Linked DNA regions of Homo sapiens: region 1 is linked to region 2. A link is a contact called in ENCODE Hi-C or POLR2A ChIA-PET data. All regions are on one chromosome and are shown on one strand. The core of a region is the stretch at or near the end of the contact, and the rest is flanking DNA. Distances in the headings are between cores, read along the strand shown.

Region 1 (4,396 bases), core at 664-3,163, 560 kb after region 2:
GCACTGCTGGTGCAAGGATGTATTTGTTATATGTACCTTCTTTGCCCCCCACTGGTTTTTAGACTTGACCTGCTCAAACCTATAATCTATAAAGCATTATATTTCTATTAAAATACGTACATGTACATTCCATAAATTTTTTTAAAAATTTGCATAAAATACATCATCCTACCATTTCAAAAGCAATTGTTGCCTCTGTACTTTATAATGGTTTCAAAGACAAGTGAAATTTACTTAATGGATTCAGTTTATCTAAAATTATTTAATCAATTATTTTATCATTGAGTATGGAAATAATTCCTCAGAGAACTGCTGTAAAGCGTTAAAGTTAATGATTTCTTCTCGCCAGTAAAACTAGAATCTTCCCAATTTTGTAAATCCTAATTTTACTTTTGCTTCTCTTAATGGTATCACCAATGGAGAATAATTAAATTCCGATATTGTAAATCATAAGTACTTTCAGCTTTTGAAGTGGCAAAGTATTTGAATTGGTGCTATAGCCCAGACTTCAGGTATTTTCAAAGGATGAATGAGGAAAAAGGAAGTGGGGAGAAAGAACTTTTAACTGTGAGGAAGGCTCTACTATTTAAAAGATGGTTTAAAAAAAATTCTCACTGTAGCTACAGTGCTCACACTGGAAATAAAAGTATAAAAATGGTCCTTTAGGATTTTTCTCTGGAGTAAGAATTGTTTCAAGGAAGAAACTGCCAGGGATATGGACATTTTGGACAGGGGCAGAAAAATGCCCTAGTGTTTTGGACACCATGGAAGCGCTAGAATTTTTAAATAAATATTTCACATTGTGAGAAACGTCTGAGTATTAAACACGCTTTTTTTTTCCCTAGGGGGACACTAAACAAATATTTATTTAAGGAGGTAGAAACTTGAAGGCCCCCCCTCTTCCCGCAAAGCTAGTCTTTGGCTCTGCTTCTAGGACTTCTAGGAACGTGCAATTAAAATAAAATCGAAACAACGAAACCCTCGCAGCATTTAGATTTCTTTTTTCCCCCTCAACTGCTCAAGAAAAGTCAGAAGCCGACACTTTTTCCAAGTCTCGAAGTTGCCAGTTGTGAGGCTCCCAAGACGTCTCCCGCACACCCTAGGGACGATTCTGCACGGGTCCCTCCCGTTAGCCGGCGGTGCGATCCGGCTCCAAGGGGGTGTGTCCCGGACCGCAGCGACCCGGCGCCAGCCTCCGCCGCGGGCCCACCTGCTCCTCTCGGCCGCCGCAGCGCCCCGGGGTCCGGCCGGGCCCCCGGACCCCACCCGCGCGGCGCCGCCGGCCGCCCGGCAAGTCCCGCCACCCACTTCCGGACCCGGCCAGCCCCTCCGCTAGGTGCAGCTGGGACGCGAGCTCAGTTCCTTTCTTCCCTCAGCCCAAACTGCTAGCGGCCCCCGTGGCGGGAGGTGGAACCCGCAACCTACCCCCAAGGATGGGGGGCCCAGGCGGAGAAAGGGGGTCCCAGCCCTCCCCGGGCTGCCCGCACCGGCACCCCCCTCGCACGGCCCCAGCGGCGGCCCGCGTCCTCCCTCCAGCCCTAGCAAGACAGGCGTAGAGACTGCGAGTGTCGGGGGAGGGGTACAGGTCGGAGGAAGAGCATCCCCGGGCCGCAGCCGCAGCCGCCGCCGCCGCCGCCGCCTGCTGCTCCCCCGCCGTTCGGCTAGGGGAGGCCTCGTCACAGCCGCCGCCTCAGCCGCGGCTGCAGATCTCGCGGTGTTTGCCGGCCGCCGCGCCGCCATATTGTGTGACAGTATTTTGATTTGGACTGGGCTGGCGGAGCCGCGGCGAGAGCGAGCGAGAGCTGGGGGGGTGGGGGGAGGGCAGGCGAGCGCGAGGGGGGTGGGGGCAGAGGGAGGTGGGGAGGCCGAGCGAGCCGGAGCTGAGGATTGGGGAGCGGCGACGCCGCCCAGCCGTCGTTTTTGATCTGCTGCAGCCGCCGGCGGGGCGACCCAGCCCGACCCCCTCCCCTCCCCCTCAGCCAGGAGCGGTGGCGGCGGCGGCGGCCGGAGGGAGTTGGCGGCGGCGGGCGAGCGGAGGGGGCTGAGCGGGGAGGGAGGGAGGGCTGAGGTGTCCCCCCTGCCGGGTGGAACCGGAGGCGGCGGCGGCGCTGGCGGCGGCCGTGGTGGCGGAGGCGACGGTGGAGACGGCTGCCCTAGTGGGAGAGGCGGCGGCGGCGGCGGCCGAGGAGGAGGAGGGGGAAGCGGCGGCGGCAAAGGGTAAGCGGACAGCGCTGCCGGGCCTCGGCGGGATCCCCAACCTGGCTCTCCCCTCATCGCCCCGCACCCCCCTCCGTCTGGAAGGGGCTCTGCCGCCTCGCGAGGCCCGTGCGGGGCGTTCGCTTCTAACTTGCACTCTTCCTCCCTCCGCCTCTTTCCTTCCCCCAGTGGCGTGGCGGAGAGGGAGGCCCCCCGAGTCCCCCAGTCCGGTGGGGGTGGGGAGCATCGGGCCGGGCCTGGGCTCCGGGGCGTCCGTGCGGGGGGGGAGGGGGAGCTTCATTGGAATCGAGCGCCTAGGAGAGCCCCGGGTGGGGGAGGGCGCAAGGGGCTCGGGAGGGCCCCTCCCTGCGTCGGCGCCCCTGACCCGCCCCCAGGCATGTGTGAGGTGGGGGCGGGGGAGGAAAAATCTCCTTTTGGGGAGCCGAGGTCTAGTTAAAGATGACTCAGGGGCGGGGGTTTTGGGGACAGACACGGGGCAGTTATGTGGGGGTCGGGCGGGAGGGAGAACATCGTTCCTTTGCGGATCTTGGTTTTCTGCAGCCGTCTTTGAAGTGGGGGGCAAGCCCTACTATGAATATGTGGCCCCTTAAATTTCACTGGATGTTTCTGGTTTTCGGTCCCATCAACCTCAAACCCTACGATTGTGGTTGAGTCAGGGAGGCTGCAAGGGTCTCTTGGCGGTGCTGAACAGGTGACAGGTGGATCTTTCTGTTGCTGATGCTGTGAGATGTTCAGGCACAGTCGTACACCAAAGTGTCAGAGACCGTGTGAGTTTGTATTTATGTGTTTGGCCATGTTTCATTCCATATATAGTATATTTGAGATGTTAGGTTTCCATTCTTCAAGTCAGCTTAATTGTTGTGGATAAATTCTTCAAATGTTTCTGATAAGAGGGTTTTCCAGGAGAGCGGAGGGAATTTGCAGCCTCACAGGGGTTTCTCCGTAGTTCACGAAATTTAGGCCCCCAGTGCAGGCTGTTGAGTACCCTTATTCATTGGAAAGTTCTTGAACGCTAAGATCGTATTCAGAGCAACTGTACGGCAATATAATTTTGCATCCATTTTGTCTGTTTTAGGTAAGTTTGTAAAGTGTCTAATTTTGGGGTCAGATTGATTCACATTTTAGAAAAGGAATTTCGTTTCCGCTTTAGCATACTCTAAAGGTTATGATGATCATTATGCAATTCCAGATTTGGCCGGGAATTTTAGTGGGCATGGAATAGAATATTTGCTTTCAGTTTTTTCACTTCTGCTTACTACACTGTTCATACAGTAGCAGAGTATTGACACCTTTTAAAAAATATCTTTACATTCTTTGTAACAATGAAATCACGATTTTAAACTTTTGACGGTTTGAAACTGTAAATTTTGAAACCATGGCAGTTTGTAATAAAGGAAGACTTGCTTTTCTTTTGTTGTAGGCTTTGGCTGAGCATTTTAATTAGAAACAATGGGAAGAATTGTTAGATACATGAGCTATAGGCTAAATTAGGGTACAGTTAGTTTAAGGATTCTGCTGCTTTAAAAAAACATGTATGGAACGAATATGATGTACTATCAATGTGTTAACAGGAAATAGAACAAAAATTCCAGTGATTCAGAACTTCTGTTTGGGTTTTTCCCCCATAGGTCTAATCAGTTTCTAATAGAGGGTGCTTAAGTTTTAAATCTTTCAAGAATCAAACTGAAAGTTGAATACGTCAATTATAGATGAATAAGTTATCCCCTGAATATACTCCATTATTTCTTTTTTCTTTTGTGTGCATCGAGTTACTTTTCCTGAGTTTAAAAGTATTCTCTTAAGGACACTGATGAAATGCTACTATTGAACCCCCTTTAGTTAACTATTTCATAGTAGAACGTGTGCTTTAGTGACTCATTAAGAAGTGGATAAAATGGTCAGAACCTCATCAAATACATGTTTTTTGAAAAATAAATTTTAACTTAATCCCGTTTGATTGAAATCACACCTATGCTTGGTCCTCTAGTGGAAAAAAGCGCTTGCCTTCAGCTAAGGGTATTGCTAAGACTGGGAAACAATTTTTTTTTAATTTTGTTTTTGTTTTCTTTGTTTTTTGTTTTGAGACAGTCTCGCTCTGTCACCCAGGCTGGAGTGCAGTAGTGCGATCTTGACTCATTGCAACCTCTGCCTCCCGGGTTCAAGGGATTCTCCCGCCTCA
Region 2 (4,031 bases), core at 174-2,673:
AGAAATTAGGGGAAGCAGAATGTCCCCAGGAAGTCCTAAGAGAGAAGAAGCAGAGTAAGACATGGGTTTCCAGAGTTTAGAGTCTCACTATGTGATAGGTGAAAGCTGTGTTGTTGATGAGGATTTGCACAGCCTCCTCCCGGTTGCCTGCTACTGACCATCCCATTTCACTGTGGGCAGCTCCAGTGGGTAAGAGGGTTCTTCACAGTGTGGTGAGCTACTCCTTTCTAGCCTCCATCCATTTTTTGCTGTTCTTCTGGAAGCTATATAGGCTTGTCTATTGGACTTTATAGTCTTCAAATAATTGAAGATACTAAAATGACTATTATGTCTACCCTGCTCTGCTACACACATAAATCTTGTCCAGACAAATAGGTCTGTTTACCAGTACTTTCTCATCAGAAGTCATTTGAAGACACAGAAAGTAAAAACCACAAAGAAAAAAAAAACTATATTAAAGTGAAAGCTCAACAGTAACACCCCATAACCATAGCAAAACAAAACAAAACAAAACAAAACAAAACAAAAAAAAACCACAAACATCTCCCCAGGAAATAGAACTAATATGCAGGTCTTTAAAAGTTCAGTTTATCAATGAGAAAAAGATAAACCAACTCACGAGATAAATGGGCAGAGTACAGGAGCAGTCACAGAAGAGGAGACACGGCTGGCCAGTAAGCACAAAGAGAAATGAAATGGTTTTGATTCCCTTACACATCTTAGCCCCCTTCCTCTGTCTACATGGCCCGTAAAAGCCACAGAACTGAACAGTTTTCCAGTTCCCTCAGTGAGCCTGCTTTGTGCAGTGGTATGTTACTGTCAGAAGGGATCCTCTTCGAAGCTGTGGTATTTGAGAATGACTGCTCCTCCCACCGCTTTTCTGAGGGTGTTAGCAGGAGTGCAACAGAGCCTTACTTCAAGGCCCCCAGCGGGCTGGCTGGAACCCTGCTTCAGCTCCTCCAAGCACGTGCGGCCAAGTTCTGGGAGCCACGTCGATGTGGGTTGATGGGTCCCCTGAGACGCCCTCTCTGCTCAGAACACAGCCAGTAAGCCATGGGCAGATCACAACAAACAGCACCCTGCCTTCTGCTCCGCCTCCCTCCATCTACCACACTGCCAAGTTCCTAAGAAGCTTAGGGGAGAAGGAACTGCTGTGGTGCTTAGAATGCAGTGTCTTGCCTGAAAGTATTTTCTCAGTCTTTGAGAAAACAGTGGAACTGACTCATCTGGTCAGAGCTTTACAGAAATGTGATTGCAGATCTCTTGCAATTTCATTCTGCTTTAGTGTCAGAATTCATCCGACAACGTGCCAAAAAAAAAAAAAGTGTGTAAAATCACATACAGATTTAGATACTTCAAGAGGAAGTTATTTTTACCACAGTGGGGAAGAAACCAGAAAGTGCCGATTGGTGGAGAATGCCCGGCAGGGCTGAGGAAGGAGGGTGGGCACCTGAGCAACCTGGGCCTGGCCACACTCACCCCTGCAGCCTTGCCAGCCTGGCCCGGGGATTGTGGTGTGGTCACCTCTTAGCAGGTGGAGGGAGGAGTTCCTGTGTGGAAGATCTGCTTGAAGGAGGAAATGTTGATATAACCCCCGAGTGTGGAGCCAACTTCAGCAGTGCGGGGTTAACATGGGTTACTCTTGAAAATGTGTTGCGTGCTCTCCCAACAGTCCATAGAAGCAGCTCTCTAACAGCTGCATGGGACACAAAAGTAAAAATGGAGAAACGATTCCAGAAAACCACATAAATATAAAAACCAAATGGCGCAGTGTCTTTATTTTGTTTTGGCAGATAACAGGATTGAGGCCACCTTGTTTTCTTTGCTCATGCATTTCCCAACTCAAAAGGCTGTTCTTGTTTGCTTGTAGAGCAGAGATCCAAGGCCTGAGAGACCCTGAAATGTTTGTAGTTATATTCTTCATTCGTGCTGCGAGATAAAGAGTTTTCCCAGAAACTAAAGGGAGGGAACAGGAAATATTTGTTAAGATCCATAACCTCTGGCTTTTGTCTCCTCTTTTCACCTGGGCAAAGGATATCAGTGATAATATTTTGGGTCTCATAAGATGATGAATTGTTCAAATGTATTTGGAGAATACTTTATTCAAGCATCTTTGTCTTTCTTTCCTATTCCTTGTGGCTGAAGAGAGGCATGTGCTTTTTATGCAAGGGTCTTGAAATGTATGCAGTTACCATGGTGGCACTCTGTCTCTGACCCAAACTCTGTCATAGAGTGTATGTTTAGCCATGTTTTCAGGGGTGCTTCCTAGCGTGGTCAGGAGAAACTGCTAGAGCTGAATTTGGTTGCTGGGCAGGCTTCTATCTTTTTTTTTTTTTTTTAATAGATGCAGGGAGTATAAGTGCATGCTTTTTACATGGGTATATTGCATAATGGTGAGGTTTGGGTTCCTAGTGTACCCATTACCCAAATAGTGAACACTGTACACAAAAGGTAATTTTTCAATCATCAAGCCTTTTCTCCCTCCCTGCTTTTGAGAGTCCCCATTGTCTGTTATTTCCCTCTGTATGTCCATGTGTACCCATTGTTTAGCTCTCACTTCTAAGTGAGAATGTGTGGTATTTGAGTTTTTGTTTCTGAGTTACTTCACTTAGGACAATGGTCTTCAGCTCCATTCCTGTTGCTGCAAAAGACATCTGTATATAGACCACATTTTCTTTATCCAGTCATCTGTTGATGGACAGTTAGTTTCATTCCCTGACTTTGCTGTTGTGAATAGTGCTATGATAAACATACAAGGGCAGGTGTTTATTTGATAGAATGATTCTTTTCCTTCCCGTAGATACCCAGTAGTGGGATTGCTGGGTCGAATGGTAGTTCGATTTTTAGTTCTTTGAGAAATCTCCATACTGTTTTCCACAGAGGTTGTACTAATTTACATTCCCACTAACAGTGTGTACATGTTCCCATTTCTCCCCATCCTTGCCAACATCTGTTGTTTTTTGACTTTTTAATACTAGTCATTCTGACTGGTGTGAGATGGTATCTCATTGTGGTTTTAATTTGCATTTCTCTGATAATTAGTGATACTGAGCATTTTCTCCTTTGTATTTTTGTGGGCTGCTTGTATATCTTCTTTTGAAAAATGTCTGTTCATGTCCTTTGCCCACTTTTTAATAGGGTTATTTGCTTTTTTCTTGTTGAGTTATTTGAGTTCCTTGTATAGATTCTGGATATTAGTCCTTTGTGGGATGCATTTTTGCAAATATTTTCTCCCTTTCTGCAAGTTGTTTGTTTACTCTGTTGATTCTTTCTTTGCTGTACAGAAGCTCTTTAGTTTAATTAAGTCCCTTTTGTTTATTTTTGTTTTTGTTGCATTGCTTAGCCATATATTCTTTGCCCAGGCCAATGTTCAGAAGAGTTTTTCCTAGGTTTTCTTCTAGGATTCTTATAGTTTCAGGTTTTACCTTTAAGTCTTTAATTCATCTTGAGTTAACTTTTTATATGGTAAGAAAAGGGGTCCAGTTTCATTCTTCTGCATATGGCTGTCCAATTTTTCCAGCACCACTTATTGAATAGGGTATCCTTTCCCCATCGTATATTTTTGCCAACTTTGTTTATGATCAGTTGGTTGTAGGTAAGCGGCTTTATTTCTGGGTTCTCTACTATCTTCTATTGCTCTATATGTCTGTTTTTGTACCAGTACCATGCTGTTTTGGTTACTATAGTCTTGTAGTATAATTTGAATTCAGATAATGCTATCCCTCCAGCTTTGTTCTTTTTGCTTAGGATTGCTTTGACTATTCAGGGTCTTTTTGGTTCCATATGAATTTTAGGATTGTTTTTTCTAATTCTGTGAAAATGACATCGGTAATTTGATAGGAATTGCATGTAATCTATATGTTACTTTGGATAGTATGGGCATTTTAATGATATTGATTCTTCCAATCCACATGCTTGGGATGCTTTTCCATTTGTTTGTGTCATCTACAGTTTTTTTAATCAATGTTTTATAATTCTTGTGGAGATTTTTCACCTCCTTGGTTAAATGCATTCCTAGGAGTTTTATTATT

What was found. A loop is a pair of places that touch in the nucleus more often than their neighbours do. ChIA-PET counts read pairs that join two places held with the same protein, here RNA polymerase II (POLR2A). Pooled maps may share reads with other maps.
Region 1: a loop to region 2 is called in a map with no recorded cell type, with 6 times the contacts of the local background. The contact joins the promoter of TAB2 here to the enhancer-like site in region 2. A Hi-C loop is called at or near these places in 9 of 37 single-sample maps with no recorded cell type and 8 of 50 pooled maps. POLR2A ChIA-PET finds 5 or more read pairs at or near these places in 1 of 52 experiments (activated T-cell).

The regions. Positions count from the first base shown.
Region 1 is chr6:149,315,799-149,320,194 of GRCh38, forward strand. It overlaps TAB2 (TGF-beta activated kinase 1 (MAP3K7) binding protein 2), which reads left to right and starts at 1,914. Exons shown (of 7, transcript NM_001292034.3): 1 at 1,914-2,217. RefSeq lists silencers at 1,057-1,126, 1,177-1,716, 1,807-2,706 and enhancers at 2,797-2,976, 3,137-3,246.
Region 2 is chr6:148,760,213-148,764,243 of GRCh38, forward strand. All of the region lies in intron 1 of UST (uronyl 2-sulfotransferase), which reads left to right. LOC107986659 (a long non-coding RNA gene) reads right to left here. Exons shown (of 2, transcript XR_001744408.2): 1 at 620-4,031. Among named protein-coding and RNA genes, the nearest start is that of UST, 15 kb to the left of the region's middle. RefSeq lists enhancers at 506-1,256, 1,510-1,649. Within about 2 kb of position 1,424, at least 32 of the 41 ENCODE cell types and tissues checked have a DNase peak (open chromatin) inside an H3K27ac peak, as active enhancers do.